Linked DNA regions of Homo sapiens: region 2 is linked to region 1. A link is a loop called in an ENCODE intact Hi-C map of the cell type or tissue named here. Cell type or tissue: GM12878. All regions are shown on one strand. Links, peaks and the distances in the headings refer to the core of each region. The heading gives the core; the rest is flanking DNA.

Region 1 (12,068 bases), core at 4,069-12,068:
TTGTAACAATTCTGACCGAGAAAAGAGAGAAGATGAAATATTAAGACTGACTAATTTATTCATTCATTCCTTCAAAATATATATACATGGCATGTCTACTATATGCCATGCTGGACACTTTCAGCAGTGAAGGAGGTGGAGAAATTCTTTATCCTCATAGGTCTTACATAACAGTTGAAGGAGCAGAAAACAAATAACCTATATATTTACAATAAATATATGTTTTAAAGAAAAATATAGCAGAACAAAGGGATTAGATGAGTTGGGCAGGAGGAGGCTATTTTAAATTGGGCACTCAGCTGTGGTTTTTCTGCAAACAGAACAAAAGCAGCTATGGGAGAGTCAAGCAAAATCTTGAGATGTGCATGCCAAACAATAGGAATACACTAAGCTGGGCATGACCTTGGTGTGTCTGAGCAATGGCAAGAAAGCCAGTGAGGCTGGAGTAAAGGTGCAAGAGGAATAACATTACAAAATGACTTCAGATAGTCAGCTTTATTTATGCTACTCCCTCAAAATATTGGAAATTCCATCTCAGGGTGTGCCCTATGACATGAATACGATGACCTACACAAGCAAGCCATGTCCATTGCTTTACAGTGCTAGAGAAAACATCTGAGAATACATGTACTGGTAAGGATGGATATTATATAGCAAAGACACGGAATCAACCTAAATGTCCATCAGTGATAGACTGGACAAAGAAAATGTGGTACATATACACCATGGAATACTATGCAGCCATAAAAAAGAACAAGATCATGTCCTTTGCAGGGACATGAATGGAGCTGGAGGCCATTATCCTTAGCAAACTAATGCAGGAACAGAAAACCAAATACCACATGTTCTCACTTAGAAGTGGGAATTAAATGATAAGAACTCATGGTCACATAGATGGGTAGGGCCTATTGGAGGTAGGAGGGTGAAAGGAGGGAGAGGAACAGGAAAAACAACCAATGGGTACTAGGCTTAATACCTGGGTGATGAAATAATCTGTACAGCAAACCCCCATGACACAAGTTTACCTATGTAACACACCTGAACTTGTACCCCTGAACTTAAGAAATAAAGTAAAATAAAATGAATAATGCAAAAAAAGATGGATATTATAGTTCATGTATTATAGTGCCTCCAGTGGACTTTTAAAAAAATCAAGTTAACATTAACCTGATTCTAAGATTCATTTATTTGGGCTCAAATATTGGTCGACTACACTCCAAATGGTCCCTGGTAAGTCAGTTCAGCGCACATTTTCCTACAGCCCATAGTGCTTCTGTAGTAGTTTAATTTTTTAGAATGAACCCAAAGTCCTATTTAGCACCTCTGAATTTATTTATTTATTTATTTATTTGAGATGGAGTCTTACTCTTGTCGCCCAGGCTGGAATGCAATGGCACGATCTTGGCTCACTGCAACCTCTGCCTTTTGGGTTCAAGCAATTCTCCTGCCTCAGCCTCCCGAGTAGCTGGGACTACAGGCATGCACCACCATGCCCGGCTAATTTTTGTATTTTTTAGTAGAGACAGGGTTTCACCATGTTGGCCAGGCTGGTCTCGAACTCCTGACGTTGGGTGATCCACCTGCCTCAGCCTCCCAAAGTGCTGGGATTATAGATGTGAGCCATTGCGCCCCGCCAGCACCTCTGAATTTAATGATGGTAGTAGCAGTAGTACAAACCATAACCAGAATGACCGCATTATTTCTGGGAGGAAATTAATTCTGGGTTCCACTAAGTGGGGCCAAATCACAGCTCCTTATACAGCCCACTCTGGTTCTGCTGTTTTTATAGGGTCTCCACAGCAGCAGTGAGGTTCCTAGAGTTCTTGTGGCATCCGAGGGAGCCCTGTGCAGTTAAAGAGGGTCCTGGTGGATCCTGGTGACCTAAGTGGTAGTAGGGAATCACACAAGAGTCCCCAGAATATCATGAGCGGGCAGAGAGCCCCACTGTTCTCAGCAGTGGAAGGAAAAGGAAAGTAAACATGATGCAAAGGCGCAATTCTGGCACAGAAGAGAGGGGGCCTCCGGGCAGTACTGCTCTGCTGCCAATTCTAAGGGGAACTGTTCTTATTAGAGGGGCACCCCTCAGAATTCAGTGTGTCTGGAGTTGTTCAATGTGGAGGTGAACTCCTGAATAAGACATCTCTGTCCGGGTGAGAGACATTTATGCATCAGGTAATGGTATGTAGAAAACTGTCTTAGAAACTTCTGCTTATATGTTACAAACTTCTCCATATATTGAAATACACGTATATTTAATAAATCAGAAGATATAGTAGGGTTATTTGGCTTCATGCTTTTTCATATACCAAGTTGTGTGACCAGAAGTGATAGTTTGTCTCCAGAACTGCGTTTTGGATCCATCCTTCTGGTTACGTTGTGGATGAATGCAGAGGGAGGAAAGACTGGAGACAGGAAGAAGAGTTAAGAAATCAGGAAATGATTGAAATAGTGCAGGTAAGAGGTGTCTAGGGTCCGATCTAGGACAGGATAATTTGACATTTTAGGTAGAAAAATTGGACAGGATTGAAGAATTTGACATGAAGGCAAGGAAGGAGAATAGCATAGAACCCAGTGCCTGGTTGACTAAGTGGGTGATAGTGAATGAAGGAACAATTTTGGGGGAATGACAGTGATTTCACTTTTAGACACATGGAGTTTGTTGTTTTGTTCTGTTTTTTAGAGACAAAATTCCAGCCTGTAGCCGAGGCTGGAGTGCAGAGACACATTGAGTTTGATACTCCCAGGGATACCCATATTGGAAGCTCCAGCAAGCCTGGAGTCCAGTGTCACCAGCATGCAAGTGACCACTGAACCAGGGGAATGCAACAACCATCACTGACAGTTTGTAGAGGACACAACATCTAGGAAAGAACTTTGATGAACAACAATGGTCAGAGGGAAGGGTATTAGCAATGAGAGTTTATGTTCTGGAAAATCAAAGGGCATGTCATTAACTTGATTTACAGAGCACCATAACCCCAATATCTCTGCTCCTGGCTACTTAATACCATTCAATGATGATTATTAGAAACACTTACAATGAACATAAAATAGGCTGCTTCTTCCTCCTTTAAATCATTACTAAAATATATCCTATGTAATAATCTGCAAAGAATTTAACATCATTTAAAACAGGATTAAATAAGCTCTTTGGTTATCTTTTAGAGGAGACTTAAAAGTTATAAATATTTGCATTGACTTAAAATTTTTTAATTGCAAAACAGTCCACTTATTTTAGTCAATTTCATATTGTTTTAGTCAACCCTACTAATACTGTCAGACTTTTCCTGTTTTTGAAATTGTCAGTAATATGTCAGAATTTTTTTTTTTTTTTTTTTTGAGACGGAGTCTCGCTCTGTCGCCCAGGCTGGAGTGCAGTGGTGCGATCTCGCTCACTGCAACCTCCGCCTCCCGGGTTCACGCCATTCTCCTGCCTCAGCCTCCCGAGTAGCTGGGACTACAGACGCCCGCCAACATGCCCGGCTGATTTTTTGTATTTTTAGTAGAGATGGGGTTTCACCGTGTTAGCCAGGATGGTCTCAATCTCCTGACCTCGTGATCCGCCCATCTCGGCCTCCCAAAGTGCTGGGATTACAGGCGTGAGCCACCACGCCCGGCCATATGTCAGAATTTTTGATCAGCAAAAAACCAATGCATCTTAATTAAAAAAAATAAATTAGAAGCAGGGCTGCGAGGACATATTCCAAGGAAGCCAGAGCTGGAGTTGGGGCCAGCTGGGCCGGTGACATGGAGCCCCTGAACCAGCAAACGCACAAGCAGGTCCATGAGATACATTCTCACATGGGACACCTGGAGACGGCAGACAAGCAGTCTGTGCACTTAGTAGAAGGTGAAATCCAAGCAAGCACAGACCAGATATTCAGCCATCTAGAACATCGGGAGATTTTGTCCAGCAAGGAGCCCCCTAATAAAAGGCAGAATGCCAAACTTCGGGTTGACCAGTTTAAGTATGATGTTCAGCACCTGCAGACTGCTCTCAGAAACTTCCAGCACTGGTGCTATGCAAGGGAGCAGCAGGAGGGACAGCAAGAAGAGCTTCTATCTCGAACCTTCACCACTAACAATTCTCAATCACAATCCTCTGACAACTATTGGAGATTATTATCTGTTTAAATTACCGGCATTACAATATCTCGACATGGAAACAACACAAGTCCCACTAACAACAATTGAGAACATCCCCATGATGACTCTTGAATTGGAAAAACTAGCTGTCAGCTTCTCAGTCTGCACAATTAATCAAGAAATAATGTGGAGCCACTGGTACAAATAATGAGGCATCTCCCAGAAGTTTAACTTCCTATCCATCCAATCTCTTGGACAGATAATACCAGTTAATTACTTTGAATGTGGCTCTAAAAGCTGAGTTGGGGGCTGCTTTATGACTGGAGATGGTTTGACCTTCTCAGGTGGCTCTGATGGCTGAGCTGGTATCTCCTGCTGCAGTGGAGGACTGACCTCTTCAGTGGACTTCGGAGGATGACCTGAGGCTTCCTGCTGGGTTGCAGATGGTTCAACCTCCTTAGGGGGCTCTGGTGGCTCATCTGGGAACTCTGCTGGACTGGAGAAGGTTCTACCTCCTTAGGGGGGTCTGGAGTCTGAGCTGGGGGCTATAATTGGGTTGAGGAAGAGCCCACCTCTTTGGAGTGTTCTGGAGGCTGAGCTGGGGCCTGTTCCTGGCTTGTTGTAAGTTTCTTACCTGGCTCTGGAGTTACCGTAAGCTCCACGTCCACAGGTTTGATTGTGACACTGGGCAAGTGTGAGTGCTGAACTTCACTCCAACTTTTCAATGGAACATTTACCTCATGATGTATCAATAGTGGGGCTAGGATCTCTTCAAAGGCAGGTAGCTGCTGTGCTGGAGCCTTCTGCTCTGTTGAAGAGTGGACCCCCTCAAGGGACTGTGAAGGCAGAGCTGGGGCCTCCAGCTTTGGTTGAAGAAAGTTCTACCACCTCAGGGAGCTGTGGAAGCTGCGCTGCAGCTTCTTGCTGGAGTAGAGGACTGGATCTCTTCAGTGGTTTCTGGATTTTGAGTTTCAGGCTCTAGATGGAACTGAGAAAGTCCAGCTTGCTCAGGAGGCCCTGGAGGCTCATCTGAGCTCACCTGGAGTTCTGGAGGCAGGCTGCCCAGATACAGTATATCCATACTTGAATCTAAATACCCATTCTGCAGAGTTTGTTTCTGACGCTGAGGTTTTGATACAAATCGGTATGGAGTTCCAACAACAACCTTGGCAAGCCTTTGATGCTGAGCTAGATCTTTCTTCCGGTTCTTGGGCGAAACAGTAAAGTTCCTTGCTTTTGATTTCTATCTAGAGGTGGAACAAGTATTTCATATGCCTGATGATCTGCAGCCTGATCTAGATCTACAGTTAGAAACTTACTTTTGAGGCAAAGAGGCCGAGCTAGGGCCTGGTTCTGATCCCAGTCTAGCATTGCAACCACCTCTGGGAGACTTCTGTGCCGAGTCAGCTTGTCATTCAGATCCCAGTGTGCAGCAGCGAACTGCTCTGGCCCCGGGGCAGCTCTCCAGCTGAATCCGTGTCCAAGAATGGAACCAAACTCTGAGCCAAAGTCTCAGTCGATTCCTGAAGCGGAGCTGACGTCTGGGAGGAAGCAGAAGACCCCAGGTAATCAAAGCTCTCCCGGGTCTGCCCGGGGGTGGGGAGTTAGCTCATGGCGGCGATTCGCGTGGGAGATCGGAGGAGCGGGAAGACCAGGGCTAAGTTGGCCCCAGGGAGTCAGAGGTCAGCTGGAGCGGGTCCTGGACCCACTCCAGAGGCTAAGCCGCCTGGACTAGTAGCCACAATAGTTGCCATGTGAGGAGGGGCCCGTGGGGCCCAGAGACGCAGCCGGGACAAGACAAGCGCTGGCGCCGCGCACTGAGCAGGAGCCATTAGGGCAGCCCCGAGACGCTGGCGCCCCTGGCAACCGCGCGCCCCATCCCGTCCTTTATTAACTACACCTTTATTTACGCAGCCTTTATTAGGCTCGGGTCCAGATCCGCTCCGCGTCACCAGGGCAATCTTATCCCACAATCCAGCCCAAACCTCCCTTCCGCCCTGCCCGGCCGGAACACCCCTCCCCTCCCCTCTGCGAGGAAGAATTTGGGCCGCGGGGTCTGCGGTCCCAAGACTCCAGCAGCCTGGTGGGGTGGGGTGGGGTGGGGTGGGTTGGAGGTGCGGCAGAGCTTCCCAAGGAAGTTATGGGACCTTGCCTCGGGATATTCAGAAGTGCCAGTCCAGTTCTGGCAGCCTGAACTCTTCCTCCTCCAAGCTGAAATCCGAGAGATGCTTTTCCTCCTCTTGGCCATAGGGAAAGCAACTGACCTGCAAAATGTGCGCCAGTTAGGGTGGCAGGCAGAGCACACATTACGGTCATTTATTCCAAAATGTTGCCATTTTCGCCAAACCTTTGATATCCTTTGTTGCATGTTTGGTAATTAATTCACCACCCTATTAGGCAGGGGCTGCCGGGGAATAAACGAGGACTCCAAATTTTCTGTAGGAGGGGTTTTGGGGGGTGAGCAATTCAGTCTGGGAGAGAGAAGGCCTTTAATCCTAGTGAATAGCTCTTTGCACTAGCCTGGGAGGAAGCTGAACTGTCATCCTGCCTTGACTTAACACAGCCTTTACCCTAGAAGCTACAGCGCCACTCTTCAGAGGTCTACCCTGTGTGCACACAGGGAGAAGACGCTTAGGTTGTTAAAGTCAGCATGTTAAATAATTTTCTGAAATGCGACTATAACTAGAACCCAGCTGACTTCCCCCATAGCCATTCTTACCTATCTTATTACTGATTGTCTGGTACAATCACAAAGTGCGGTGGTACTGACACCTACCTTTTAGGGTTGTTTGAGGATTTCATGGGATAATGAATGTAGACTGCTTTGCAAACAGTGAGCTTTCAATAAAAGGGATCTATTATAAAACAATAATTAAAAAAGAAATTAGAAGCCAATAAGAAAAACATTAACATTGTGTGATGGTGGAAATATGTATGCTATATTGCTAAATTATATGTTTAAATTTCAAAAAATTAAATAGTTCAAAAATGTAGTTTTCATATTTCATTATTCAGCTGCAGCCTGCAGTGAAAACATGTCTTTTCTGTACATTTTGAGTATGCCAAGATTTAAAATCCAACCTCATGATTAGTATGTAATTCATTTATATGTCAGAGGCTACACTCATAAACGTGAATAATCATTCCCAACTTCCTTTTCTAGCTGATATTTTTTGACCCAAATTGAGTAATAAAGAGGTCTTGGTATTTCATTAGTGATTGAAGACCTCAAATTCTCTTTTATTGTGTGTGATTCTGCCACTAAGAACGGGATCATAGTAGCGCTGTGGTTTATTCAAGTTCTGATTCTTCCCACCGTGATAGCCACTGACTGCCAACATTACCGGAACCACTGTTGCCAGATGAAATGAAGGCAAGTAGGCAGAGGAAAACCATCCTGTGAGCACCCACTTCAGGCCTGTGCTCCTAGGCTAAGCTGAGCCTGCTGATGAGGGAGTCACAGAGACGTTCATCTCAAGCACTTCTCAAAGCCGCCTCTAGGGGGCAGAACAATCACAAACCTGAGAGCACTACTGAGGAAGACTCATTGTAATGTGAGCAGCCACCCAGGATTCTGCATCCTTTCCTTATAAATGTTATGTGGTGTGCCTTTTAATTCCACTCACAATTGATTTGTTTTCATGATATATGGTACCAAGCTCTAAAGTTACAAAAATATATTCTTATTCTCCAGAATCAATATTACCCAATATTACCAATTCCTTATGTATTCTTCCAGAGAATACGTGTGTATGTGTGTGTGTGTTGTGTATACAATACCCTTGCTCCTTCCTCCTTCTATATGAATGGTAGTATCCATATACTCAATTCTGTATCTTGGTTTCACTTAATATTATCTTGGATGAGATTCTATAAAAGAATACAGGAAGCTTTTTTTTGTTTATGGTTGCAAATTATTCTAGCTATGTGTATACCATAATTTTTAAATACTTCAGTAAAGGGCATTTAATTATTTCTTCAGTACTACAGAATCTTGTGTATGCATAATTTCACTTATGCATGAGTACATCTGAGGGTGGAATTCCTAGTGTAGAATTCCTAGTTCGAAGGGTATGTGAGTTTGCAACTTGATAGATACTGCCAAGTGTATCAATCAGGGCTCTCCAGAGAAACAGAACCCACATACACACATACACACACACACACATACACACACAGAGAGAGAGAGAGAGAGAGAAAGAAAGAGAATTGGCTTACACAATTGTGAGGGATGATAAATCTGAAATCTGTAAGGCAGGATGCCAAGTTAGAAACTCAGGCAAGAGTTATTGTTGTAGTCTTGAGTCTGAAATTTGTAGGGCAGGCTAGCAGGCTGGAACTCAGGAAAGACACCTATGTTTCAGCCTGGAGGTAAATTCCTTCTACTCTGGGAAACCTTCGTCTTTGTTCTTAAGACCTTTAACTGATTGGATAAGACCTATCGACATTATCAAGGGTAGCCTGCTTTACTTAGCGTCAACTGCTTAAAGATGTTAACCACATCTACAAAATATCTTCATGGCAATGCCTAGACTAGTGTTTAACCAGACAACTGCACACCCTTGCCTAGTCAAGTTGACACACATTATTTTTTTTGTAAGTTTTTATTTTTTACAGTTTTGATTCATGATGGTTTATAATGTATATGTTAGGCATTCTACTATGGAAATGTAACACAGATGTTTAACATGAAGTTGCTGACATCCACTTTTGTTGGTTTTTTTTTATACTTTAAGTTCTAGGGTACATGTGCACAACGTGCAGGTTTGATGCATAGGTATACATGTGCCATGTTGGCTTGCTTCACCCATCAACTCGTCATTTATATTAGGTATTTCTCCTAATGCTATCCCCCACCCAGCCCCCCACCCCCCGACAGGCCCCGGTGGACATACGCTGTTACAAAGACTTTCTGAAGGACTCTCATGCACATACGCCTGTAACAAGAACTTCTGCCAAGAACTTCCTAAAGTGCAGCTTGCTACATGAGTCACAAGGACAGCAAGCAGAATGCACAAGAACACTTGCCTGACACACTGTCTCCACGAATGAACCAGTGTCAACTCCTGTGATGATCCCCTGTAACCAACATTCTCTGTTTGAAAACAAATGATGTATACTTCTCCCTTTTGCCTTTAAACACTTCCCCCTGCCTCAGCCACTTTGGATGTGCCTACGGTCTCCAAAGCCTGCATATCCCAGATTTGCAAATCTTCTGTGCACACCCAAATAAGCTTATTATCTTTGAAGGGTCTCTTTCTGTTTGTTATTTAGCTTGACAGGCCTAACTCTGGTCATGAGGACCCTATGGCACGGGTGGTGAGCAGGGTGACACACATGCCAAGGTGAGCAGGGTGACACACGTGCCAATTCACATTATTTCATTCCATTTCAATCCACACAGTCTCATTCAGGTCAATGTTCCATCTTCAAATTTCTTTCCCCCGTTCAAGGGGCCTCTTGGGGACAGGGAATTGAGGGACCTCTACTCCACATGGGTGGGCGTCAGTCCTTTTGGGAACTCCCTGGTTCCTGCTCCAGGTCTGGTGTCCTTTGAAGCGCTACTGATTAGTTGTACCTTGTGGTGTTGGATATCACGATGGCACCCATAGCTGAAGTCCTGCCATTTGCCCACAATTTTGCAGTCCTTGACATCTCTCCAGCCCAGGCCTCAGGGAGCCTGCTGGTAATCTCAGCACCTCTTTGCCCCTTCCCAGGGAACACACCAGTGTCTGGATCCACAGCACACTCTGCTCAGAAGTGAGGGACTAGGAGCGGTATTTCAGGTTCATCCACCTGTCTTTCTTCTTATTGAAACCACCTTTGCAAAATTACAACTGAAGAAATTATGACAGTGAAAGAAATTAGACCTAAGCAACTCCATCTTGCTTCTAACCTTTAAGCTGTCCTTGTTCATTCCTGGGCATAGGCCAAACTAACTTTAAGAAGAAATTCAGTTCATGGTTTGACTTTAAAACAAAATTAATAACAGCCCTTTTCTGAAAAGACCCCCTTCTTGCCTGGGGACCAGTCTGCCTTTGCAGGACTGACAAATTAGCTACAAGTTTAGAAATTACAGTTTAGGAGTCATGCAGCCTCTGGCTCCAAGAGTCTGAACCTCCCCACATTGCTCCTGGAGATAACATCACTACTGTAAAACCAAAGATCAGTGCTTGAGATATTTTGCAGACCCTGCACTTGATGGATCAGCTGACACCACCCAGACTGGTAATCTGGCTCGACCAGTTCTGCCACATCTATCCAGGAGCAGAGGACGGCAAGAGAAACTCACTTTGATCCGCTATGATTCCATCTCCTACCTGATCAAACGGCACTCCCCACTTACCCTACCCCTACTCGCCAAATTATCTTTAAAAACTCTAATCCCAGAATGCTCAGGGAGACTAATTTCAGTAATAATAAAACTCTGGTCTCCTGCACAGCTGGCTCTGCATGAATTACTCTTTCTCTATTGAAATCCCCCTGTCTTGGTAAATTGGCTCTGTCTAGGCAGCGGGCAAGGTGAACAGATTGGGTGGTTATACCATCAGACAGGGCATGATCTTTTTCTGGAGGCTCTCAGCTCCCTTAGGTTTTACAGGGTGAAGAAAACAACTAGCCCCAAGCTTCCTTCATATTTGCCTAGATGTGTCCATTGATTTTTCCCCTCCGGGAATTTGGTCTGGAGCAGGTTGCCAGATGAGTTGCCTCTTTTTGCTCCCCCATCTCTTTTCTCCTTGCCCCCTGCTCTGGGAATGGAGTATGTCAGCTCTACCCTTCCCACATGGCAGAGGTCTCCCTTACAGCATAGCCTGAGTTCTCCCTATTCCTGGCTTAATGGTGAAGTCAGCAAGGTCTAAATCTTGATATACCGATTGGAATTTAAAGAATGCAGAAAACTATTTATCTCTCCAAAAAACTCTTACCTTGAGAGCTTGTTTGGAGGTTCTAGCAGGGGAGTGCAGCTATTTGTATACCCTTGACCAAAGACCGGTCCTCCTCTATTGGGGATGGTCATCCTCTTGGAACGAGCATGCAGCTTCAGGAGGGACGCACATGTAGGGGTGAGGGAGGAAGAGGACACCCACCTAGCCAGCCAGGTCAGCCAAATCAATCCTGGCCATTAATGGGGTGACATATGTCACAGCCAGATAACCCTCACATTCCCCAAAAAACTTTTATCTATCTTGGTAGCTTCTTGCTGAGGATTCAAAAAATGCTACTTATGCTATCAAAAACCCAACATGTCAATCTCTTTTCTAGGAAGCAGTTGGTTATGAGGGCCCATAAGGAGGTTAATGTGATGGAGTTGGTCATTCCAGGAATCAGTGCCCTTCCTGGTAGCGGCTTCTTCTCTCAGGAGTGGAGAGGAGGCAGGGGGTGGAATATCACACCCTCCCTTTTGGCTCTTCATGGCCAGTTCAGAGGTTTCTGCCTCTATAAATATTCTTTTCTGATATGGAAGTCGGGGCTGGCTCTTAGTGACTCTGCACAACTGATTCTCCAAGCACCAGCCCTCCAGATATGTGGAGAGCGTTGTGTTAGGTGCAGGAGAAGGCTGGTTGCCACTGGGATTTATGGAGATTCTGAATGACAGGCAACTTCTGAACTGTTTGAAATAAAAGAAATAAGTCAACACTGTCTTATAAACAGGCCCTATCTTGCATCCATTTAGATAGACCTGGGTTTCTTAACCTTGGCACTATAAACATTTTAGTACAGATGGCTGTTGTTGGAGCTGTCCTGTGCATTGTAAGATGTTCAGCAGCATCCCTGGCCTCTACCCTAAATGTTGCTATCACTCCCTCCTAGTTGAGACAACCAAAAATATCTCCAGACATTGCCAAATGTCCCCTGGGGGACAAATCACCTCTGTTGAGAAACACAAATTTAGACCTTGGTCTTATTTTGATGTTGTTGCAATGCTTTAATGTTGTGCTTTTAAAAAATGTGGAACTATCTTAATGATTTCTGTTTGAAGT
Region 2 (8,000 bases), core at 1-8,000, 87 kb after region 1:
TAGATGTGTTGAAAACCCATGTACTTCTCTTCTCCTTTATCCTCCTGTTAGTTTAAGCTACCATTACCTGTTTTCTCAACGACTGTACTAATTGCCTAACTAGCTCCCTGAGTCAATTTTTGGTCTTCTCCAGTCTGCCCTCCATATTGCCACCAAAGTAGTCTTTGTAGTCACCACATCTGATTTATCACTCTCAATTTCTCATGATGTTCATAGGTTAAAGGCCACAATCTTTAGAAAACGCTTCAGAGCCCCTTCTACCTCTCAGCTTTATAAGACCATAGCAGCATGCAGCAAGGGCTTTTTGCGTGTTTGCTTGCTGTTGTATCTCTGATGAGAAAATTCATAAGGACGTGGCTTTAAAACCATCAGAAGTTTTCAAGGATTGATTTTTATCCTTACCTCTAGGATGTGGTAGATATATTTATTTACATACATGACTATTTTGTTTTAAAGGTGGCAGTTCTCATTCCTTTCCGTAATCGCCATGAACATCTTCCAATTTTTTTCTTACATCTGATTCCAATGCTCCAGAAGCAGCGGCTGGAATTTGCGTTTTATGTCATTGAACAGGTGAGAATACTTTTCATAGTGGTCACTAAGTATACTAGAATCTAAACTCTTAGATATGGTTAGATTAAACATATTTAGGATTAATAAGGTAAGTCTGATTCTTAGTTTAGTTTTTTTGAGACAGAGTCTTGCTGTGTTGCCCAGGCTGGAATGCAGTGGCGCGATCTCGGCTCACTGCAAGCTCCGCCCCCCAGGTTCACGCCATTCTCCTGCCTCAGCCTCCCAAGTAGCTGGGACTACAGGCACCCGCCACCACGCCCGGCTAATTTTTTATATTTTTAGTAGATACAGGGTTTCACCGTGTTAGCCAGGATGGTCTTGATCTCCTGATCTCGTGATCCACCCCCCTCGGCCTCCTAAAGTGCTAGGATTACAGGTATGAGCCACTGTGCCCGGCCAAATTCTTAGTTTTATACTTGGGTGAAATTACATTTTGGATTGGGCCCATATATTTCTTTTATAATAATTGTAATTTGGTCAAATGACTTAATCAGCAATCATGTTTCACTTTAGTATGACAGCCTCGTTATATTTTAATGATATTCTAAATATAGGATTGTCAATCTATGGTTTTTAAAATAACTGTACAGCTTATATTTACCTTACAGGATTAAATGTGTCTTTGGCTTATAGTATTATTACTTTTTATGTTTTCATTAGGCTTATGATGTTTATTTTTGAAAACCTCTGTAAAGTTTCATTTAATTGAGAAACTGTTTATTTTCTAATTTAGGCTACTTGGCAGCATTTAGACTCATGTACAGACATCTGGACTCATAACTGGTACAACTCAAAGTTCTTTTCTAAATTATACCAAAGCACCGTACAGTTACCTTGGTTATATTCGCAGTGTTTAATTTGAAAAAACATTTCAGTTTATGACCCATGAATTTAACTACAGAAAAGGAAGGAAAGTTTTTTTCTTTTTTTAACACAACAGCAAAGCATAGTTAATTCTCGATTGAGGATTTCTTTGTACTGTGGGGTAGTTGCTGGCTATCCCTGAAAATCAATATTGGATTAACTTTATTAGGTAATCAGAGACACCTGAATGACAGCCAGTTAGTAAACCTAAAAACAAAAAGTAGTATACATTAAACATTTTCTGTCCTGTTTTCAGTTTTTCATTTTCAAAGTCATCTTTCTTGGTAGAGGAACCTTGACTGTTTTTGTTGTAGGATATAGACCCAGCTCTACAGTTGGTAAGTAAATATGCATCCATTGAACTGACAGGTCAAAAAAAAAAAAAAAAAGCATACATTGCATGGAAGACTAAACTATGTGATGCCCAAGATCCCTTCCAAATTTGAGATTCTATGATTCTTTTAGAAGAGAGAACCAGGTGGAGAATGGAATTTTAAAATATTGTCAAAAAAGCTTATTCGTTTTGTTTCTGAACAGATGCTATCAAAGCTGAATAAATCATAATTCTTTAACATAGTTAATTTAAATAGAGTTGAAATGACCTTGACTTACTTTTTGTAGTCTTTGTTTAAAGGCTATAAAGTGTAAATATAAAGAATTTGGCCTGGCATGGTGGCTCACACCTGTAATCCCAGCACTTTGGGAGGCTGATGTGGGTGGATCACATGGTCAGGAGTTCAAGACCAGCCTGGCCAAGATGGTGAAACCTCGTCTCTACTAAAAATACAAAAATTAGCCGGGCATGGTGGCAGGCACCTGTAATCCCAGCTACTTGGGAAGCTGAGGCAGGGAAGTGCTTGAACCTGGGAGATGGAGGTTGCAGTGAGCCAAGATTGCGCCACTGCGCTTCAGCCTGGGCGGCAGAGCGAGACTGTATCTCAAAAAATAAAAATAAAAATAAAAATAAATTGAAAAAAAGAATTTAATTTTCTACATTATTTCTAAACATGGATAGAGTGATGTTTTGGAAACCTAAAAAAGATCTGATAACACTTAAAGACCAGTTCTCCATAGCAGCTTGTATCACTTTTGGTATTGTCACCTCATATTTAAGTGTATGTGATAGATGGTAATTTTCTGTTAATGTATACTGACCTTTCCAATTGCTTTACATCATTGCCAGCACTTGGTATGGTTTGTCTTTTTAATTTTAGCCATTTAGTGGGTCTGTGGTAGTATCTTATTTCCCTGATGATTAATGTTGATGATCTTTTCATGCACTTATTTGCTTCCCACATACCTTCTATGGTGAAGTTTCTGTTCAGATCTTTTTCTCATATTTTAATTGGGTTGTCTTTGTTTTTACTGAGTTGTAAGAATTATTTATGTATTTTAAATACAAGTCTTTTGTAAGACATAAGTTTTGCAAATATAGTCTATGGCTTGCCTTTTTATTCTTTTGACTGTTTTTTGAAAAGTTTTAAATTTTGATGAAGTCCAATGTATTGATTTTTGTTTTTATAGCTTGGGCTTTTTGTATTATATTTGAGAAATTGTTCTGTATGATTTTCTCTTTCTTCCAGAAACTTAATAGTTTTAGCTCTTACACTTAGGCTAATCATTGAGTTAATCTTTAGATATGATATGAGCTAAGAGTGAAGTTTCGTTTAGTTGTTTCATCACCACTTGTTGCAAAGACTGTTTTCGCCATTGAATTGCTTTAGCATCTTTGTTGAAAATCACTTAATATATACACGTCATATGTATGCAGGTCTTTTTCTGGTCTCTGTGTTCCATTGACTCTGCTTGTCAGTTTCTACTAAAAGGTCTGCTAGGCTTTATTTCCTTAGTTTTGAATAGGTAAGTAACAGTATAAATGATAGACAAAGTTACCTGGCTTGTATTATTAGATACTTTTATCTTCTCTCTTTTGGTAGAAAATACTCAAAAAAGTTTTTTTTTGAGACAGAGTCTGCCTCTGTCGCCCAGGCTGGAGTGCGATAGCACGATCTCAGCTCACTGCAACTTCTGCCTCCCAGGTTCAAGCGATTCTCCTGTCTCAGCCTCTCGAGTAGCTGGAATTACAGGCACCCACCATCATGCCTGGCTTATTTTTGGAAAATACTCAAATTTTTATTCCTAAAATGGTTATAGTTTCTCCAGTTCCTTTATTCTAAATCTGCCTTTTTGTTTTGTTTTGTTTTTTGTTTTGTTTCTCACTCTCAGCTTTTTACCTCTGCTTTTTCTCCGTGGAAATGCTTGGTATTTAATATAACATACCATACTTCTGTGTGTATAAATCATTCTTTAAGTTTTGTGCCTTATGTACTTTTTAATGTAACAATCTGTACTGTGAAATCTGACTTGTTTTACCTAACAAGTGGAAATTCTCATCTACTTTCATGGAGCTGTAGTTGTAGATTTCTAGATCAGTTTTACTGATCTAGGAAAGTGCTAGTTTCCTTTGTGTAAACTTCAATTCCCCATAATGTGTGGAGAGGTGAGAGAGCTGTCTCTGGTTTTTTTTTTTTTTGTTTGTTTGTTTGTTTTGTGATGGAGTCTCGCTCTGTCGCCAGGCTGGAGTGCAGTGGCGTGATCTCGGCTCACTGCAACCTCTGCCTCCTGGGTTCAAGTGATTCTCGTGCCTCAGCCTCCCGAGTAACTGGGATTACAGGCATGTGCCACCACACCCAGCTAATTTTTGTATTTTTAGTAGAGACAGGGTTGGCCAGGATGGTCTCGATCTCCTGACCTTGTGATCCACCCTCCTCGGCCTCCCAAAGTGCTGGGACTACAGGCATGAGTCACTGCAGCCTGTCTCTGTTTTTAAAGGCATATGGTCCTGAGAATTCAGCACCAGTTATTTGGTGTATGTGATGAAACAATCTTTGCAAGGCAACTAAGGTCTGCGTTTTTATTTTCAAACCTTTTAAGTCTTAATCTCAGGCTTGATCAATATTAATTCAGGACTGTGTATTTGATAGAGTGAGATTTTGAGCTAGAAACATCTTCACCATATTTGAAATAGAAAAGTAATTTTTCTGCTAGACAGGTACCCAGGGAGTGCTAAGCAGTTGAAGAGCAGCTCAGGAATTCTAGTTAAATATAGAGGATGGACATGGGTTCACTGCTTCTTTCCAAACTCCTAAAATGAGAGTGAAAGAAGAAAACTTTTGAAAAGTTATTAAACCTCAAGGACAGAAAGTCGTGGGTGAGAGATTTTCACACGTTTCGGTTAAGTCAGGAAGCAGATGGAGTGCTGATGCCTAGCAGAACAGAGGATGTGCAAACCCACATGCTTGTAGAGGGTGATGTGACAAGACTAGAGTCAATTTGCTGGACACACCTCTGTCTCAGTGCTGTCACAGAAGGTAGGCTGAAGCACTGCACTAAAGTAAGGAGATTGTTTAAAAGTTTGACTACAAAACAGCCACATTCCCAGTTGCTCATCTTTACTTGTACTGCCAGGTCATTACTCTGTTGTATCTTGTAGAAACTTTTTCCAGTTTATCCTGTGGAAAAAGTGTAGCAGGAAGCTGCTGAGAGTGCTGACGCACCTGTGTGGTAGGGCATAAAACCGGGGGGTTGAGTAAATCTGCATGCTGACCCTAGGGACCCCAGGCCTTTCCCCGTCTGGCCTTTTGAAGCCAACAGCCAGGTGTGAATCTCCCCACCCCTCCAGCTGTGGCAGGGCATAGTGGTGTCTTCGCTAGAGAAATGAATTATCTCCAGGAAAAAGAGTCCAGATCTGATATTTGAAGGTCTCCAAAAGAAAAGGCCAGCCTGTCACTTTATCAGGTCCCTGCAGCCCGGTTTCATTTATTCAACAAAAGGGATGTGGCAGTGAACAAACCAGACAAGTCCCCTTCTTTTGCTGGCCCAGAAGGACCGGCAGTAGTAAATCATTCTGCAGTGTCTCCATGGCACTCAGGGTAGAGAGTGGTAAGGGCAGGTAGTGGTGCTCTTTTCTGCAGAGCATTTGGGGAAGGCCTCTCTGGGGAGGTGAGATCAGAGCATCCTGGAATGATGTAAAGGAGCACGCCATGCTGTTGTAGAGGCTGTGCACTCTGGAGAAGGCAGGAGAATACTTGGTGTGTTTGAGCAAAGAGGTCGATGTTGCCAGAGCAGCCGGCTGAGGAACATTCTGGGGAGGAAATCAGAGAAGCAAATAAGGAAGTGCAGGGTGAGGGCTTGGATTATCCTGTGTTAGGTAGATTAAGTCACTCTTCTACATAAAACCTTCAGATGACACTGGATAAAGTGATGTTTTAGAAACCGAAAGAAGGTCTGATAACACTTGAAGACCAGTTCTCCATGCCAGCTTGTACCACTTTTGGTATTGTTACCTCATATTTCACATTTAAATGTATGTGATAGGTGGTAGTTTTATATTAATGTATGCTGACCTAATGTAAGTCTCTCCTCCGCTTAAAACCCCCCACTGCCTTCTGGAGGTTCTTAAGTAGAGGAGCAACTTTATCGCTGGTGTGTTCCTCTCGACGTCCACCTGCTTGTGTCTCTTCCTGCCAGGATCTCAGGGCTTTCATAGGCAAAGGATGAGGGATACTGGGAATTCTAGGAAAAATGACCAATGATTATGAATCAGAAACCTATGAACATTCTCAGCAATACTGGGAAATTTTTTTTTCCTGGAATTTTTTACCCAGCCAAATTGACAAATGTGAGAGTAGACTAATGGCATTTTCAGTCCTTAATTGGCTAAAAGTGTATTCTCCATGGGTCTTTACTTAGCAAGCTCTTGAAGAATGTGCCTCAGGAAATTGAGAAAGCCAAGGAAAAGGCGTAGGTGATTTAGGGAATGAAGACGACCCAGGTGATATGCACACATGGTCTGGAGAGGGCAAGGGAGAGTTGGGCTTGAGAGATGGAGAAAGAATTGATAGATGATTTGATGTGTTTGAATGATTACATCAATTATTAATAGGTGTAGGGCATATTTCTTGGGCCTTCAGTACAAAGTAATAATATAATAGTTATATAGAAAACTGTAGTTATTCCCAGTTTGCAAAAGAAAACAGTTCACTCAGCACTGAAGAAATATTAAATATTTACATAGTCCTAATAATGTAAAGTCTTGATTTAACCAAAAATTATGATAAAACTATATTGGGAGAATAGAGGTAGGGGCAGGAGGTGTGGTGGTTTAACTCCTCCACTACCATGATAAGAAGTCAAGAGACAGTGTCTTAAAGTGAAAGAAGCAAGAAATATCAGAACTCTCATTTCCTCAAAATATGTAGATAAATACCGGAATAAATGGGAAGAGTTGAAATGTATTGCTCTTGGATGGAGATGGATTAGATATGGAACTTCTTATTTCTTTTATAAGCCTTTGAGTATTATGTCCACATTTAATAAAACATTTAATAAAAACAATTTTTAAAACCTTAAAAGTAGTTTGTTAAAGCTGATGTTGATGTACTAGTCATAACATTATAATTTAACTCCCTTTTCTTTTTATTTTATTTCACTGGTGAAAAAAGAGGCTGTAAAAAATAAAATGACTTCTATTACCTCAAGTTAGTGCAAGGCCTAGGACTAAAAATTAGTAATTTTTCACTCTTGAGGCAGTGCTCTGATGATGACTACAATGTGTGTCTCATTTACTTCTATCGTAATCCTTTTTTTAATATATTTTAGAAATGGTTTTGTTAAATGTTGCTAAAACACTGGTAAATGCTCTTTAATTTTCTTTATATGCAGAATGAAGGTTTTTTATTGCCAGTGCACCTTAATATATGTTCACTGATAAATAAAGGAAAATGGTTATAATATAGGGAGTTGGGTTCTGTGTAATAAAATTGTATTTTTTGTCCCTTAAAAATGCCCTTAATCTTTATCATAAGCAATAATAGAAACTATTGCCCATGTACTTTAATGTATTTTCTGTAATAATAAAGGAAAATGGTTGTAATAAAGGAAGTTGGGCTTTGTGTAGTAAGTTCCAATTGTTTTTTGTCTAAAATGTTCTTGGTATTTATTATAAGCATTAATAATAGAAAGTTAGACCTCCTTGGTATTGGTACTTTAGAGAAGGGTCACTGTTGAGTCACTTCCAGTTTCCTCTTCTCTTAGTCTTGACAGCATATGGAAAGCTCCACTAACAAAATAAAACTTATATTATTTTTAATGACTTTTTTTTTCTCGCCACAAGTAATCTATATCCTGATGTATTTGAAGTAGAGCAGAAATACAAATTATTTAAATGTGCTGATGTACCAATGGACTAGATACTGTTTTCTTCTATGTTATTAAATTATAAAATAATATAGTAAGTAAATTTAAACAGTGTATTTGAAAATCCTGAAGTATATTTATTATTTGTCTATTTCATTTGGGTCTAATTATTGTAATCATTTGATCATGATGCAACAAGTTTGAAAAATAATAGAAAAAAGTCAGATGGGGGCCGGGCGCGGTGGCTCACACCTGCAATCCCAGCACCTTGGGAGGCTGAGGTGGGTGGATCACGAGGTCAGTAGTTCGAGACCAGCCTGGCCAACATGGTGAAACCCCATCTCTACTAAAAATACCAAAAAAAA

Evidence for each region. Hi-C counts contacts between places; a loop is a spot of excess contacts. Peaks named below come from ENCODE experiments on the same cell type or tissue, not always from the same donor. Only the 100,000 strongest peaks of a DNase experiment are listed, where the experiment ranks them.
Region 2: a loop joins it to region 1, with 2.4 times the contacts of the local background. A loop is called at or near these places in 3 of 110 quality-filtered maps.

Annotation. Positions count from the first base shown.
Region 1 is chr18:31,718,077-31,730,144 of GRCh38, reverse strand. It overlaps a transcript of B4GALT6 not described here, the pseudogene RN7SKP44, the pseudogene LRRC37A7P and the pseudogene LOC390846. Among named protein-coding and RNA genes, the nearest start is that of SLC25A52, 37 kb to the left of the region's middle. RefSeq lists enhancers at 5,228-5,727, 5,694-5,793, 5,023-6,222. In GM12878, for the core only: a CTCF peak has its summit at 7,582 (motif pointing right); a DNase peak (open chromatin) is centred at 7,604.
Region 2 is chr18:31,631,217-31,639,216 of GRCh38, reverse strand. It overlaps B4GALT6 (beta-1,4-galactosyltransferase 6), which reads left to right. Exons shown (of 9, transcript NM_004775.5): 5 at 457-573. Among named protein-coding and RNA genes, the nearest start is that of TTR, 43 kb to the right of the region's middle. RefSeq lists an enhancer at 5,491-5,730. In GM12878, for the core only: no CTCF peak of the experiment used is centred there; a DNase peak (open chromatin) is centred at 4,696; H3K27ac peaks cover 2,328 bases.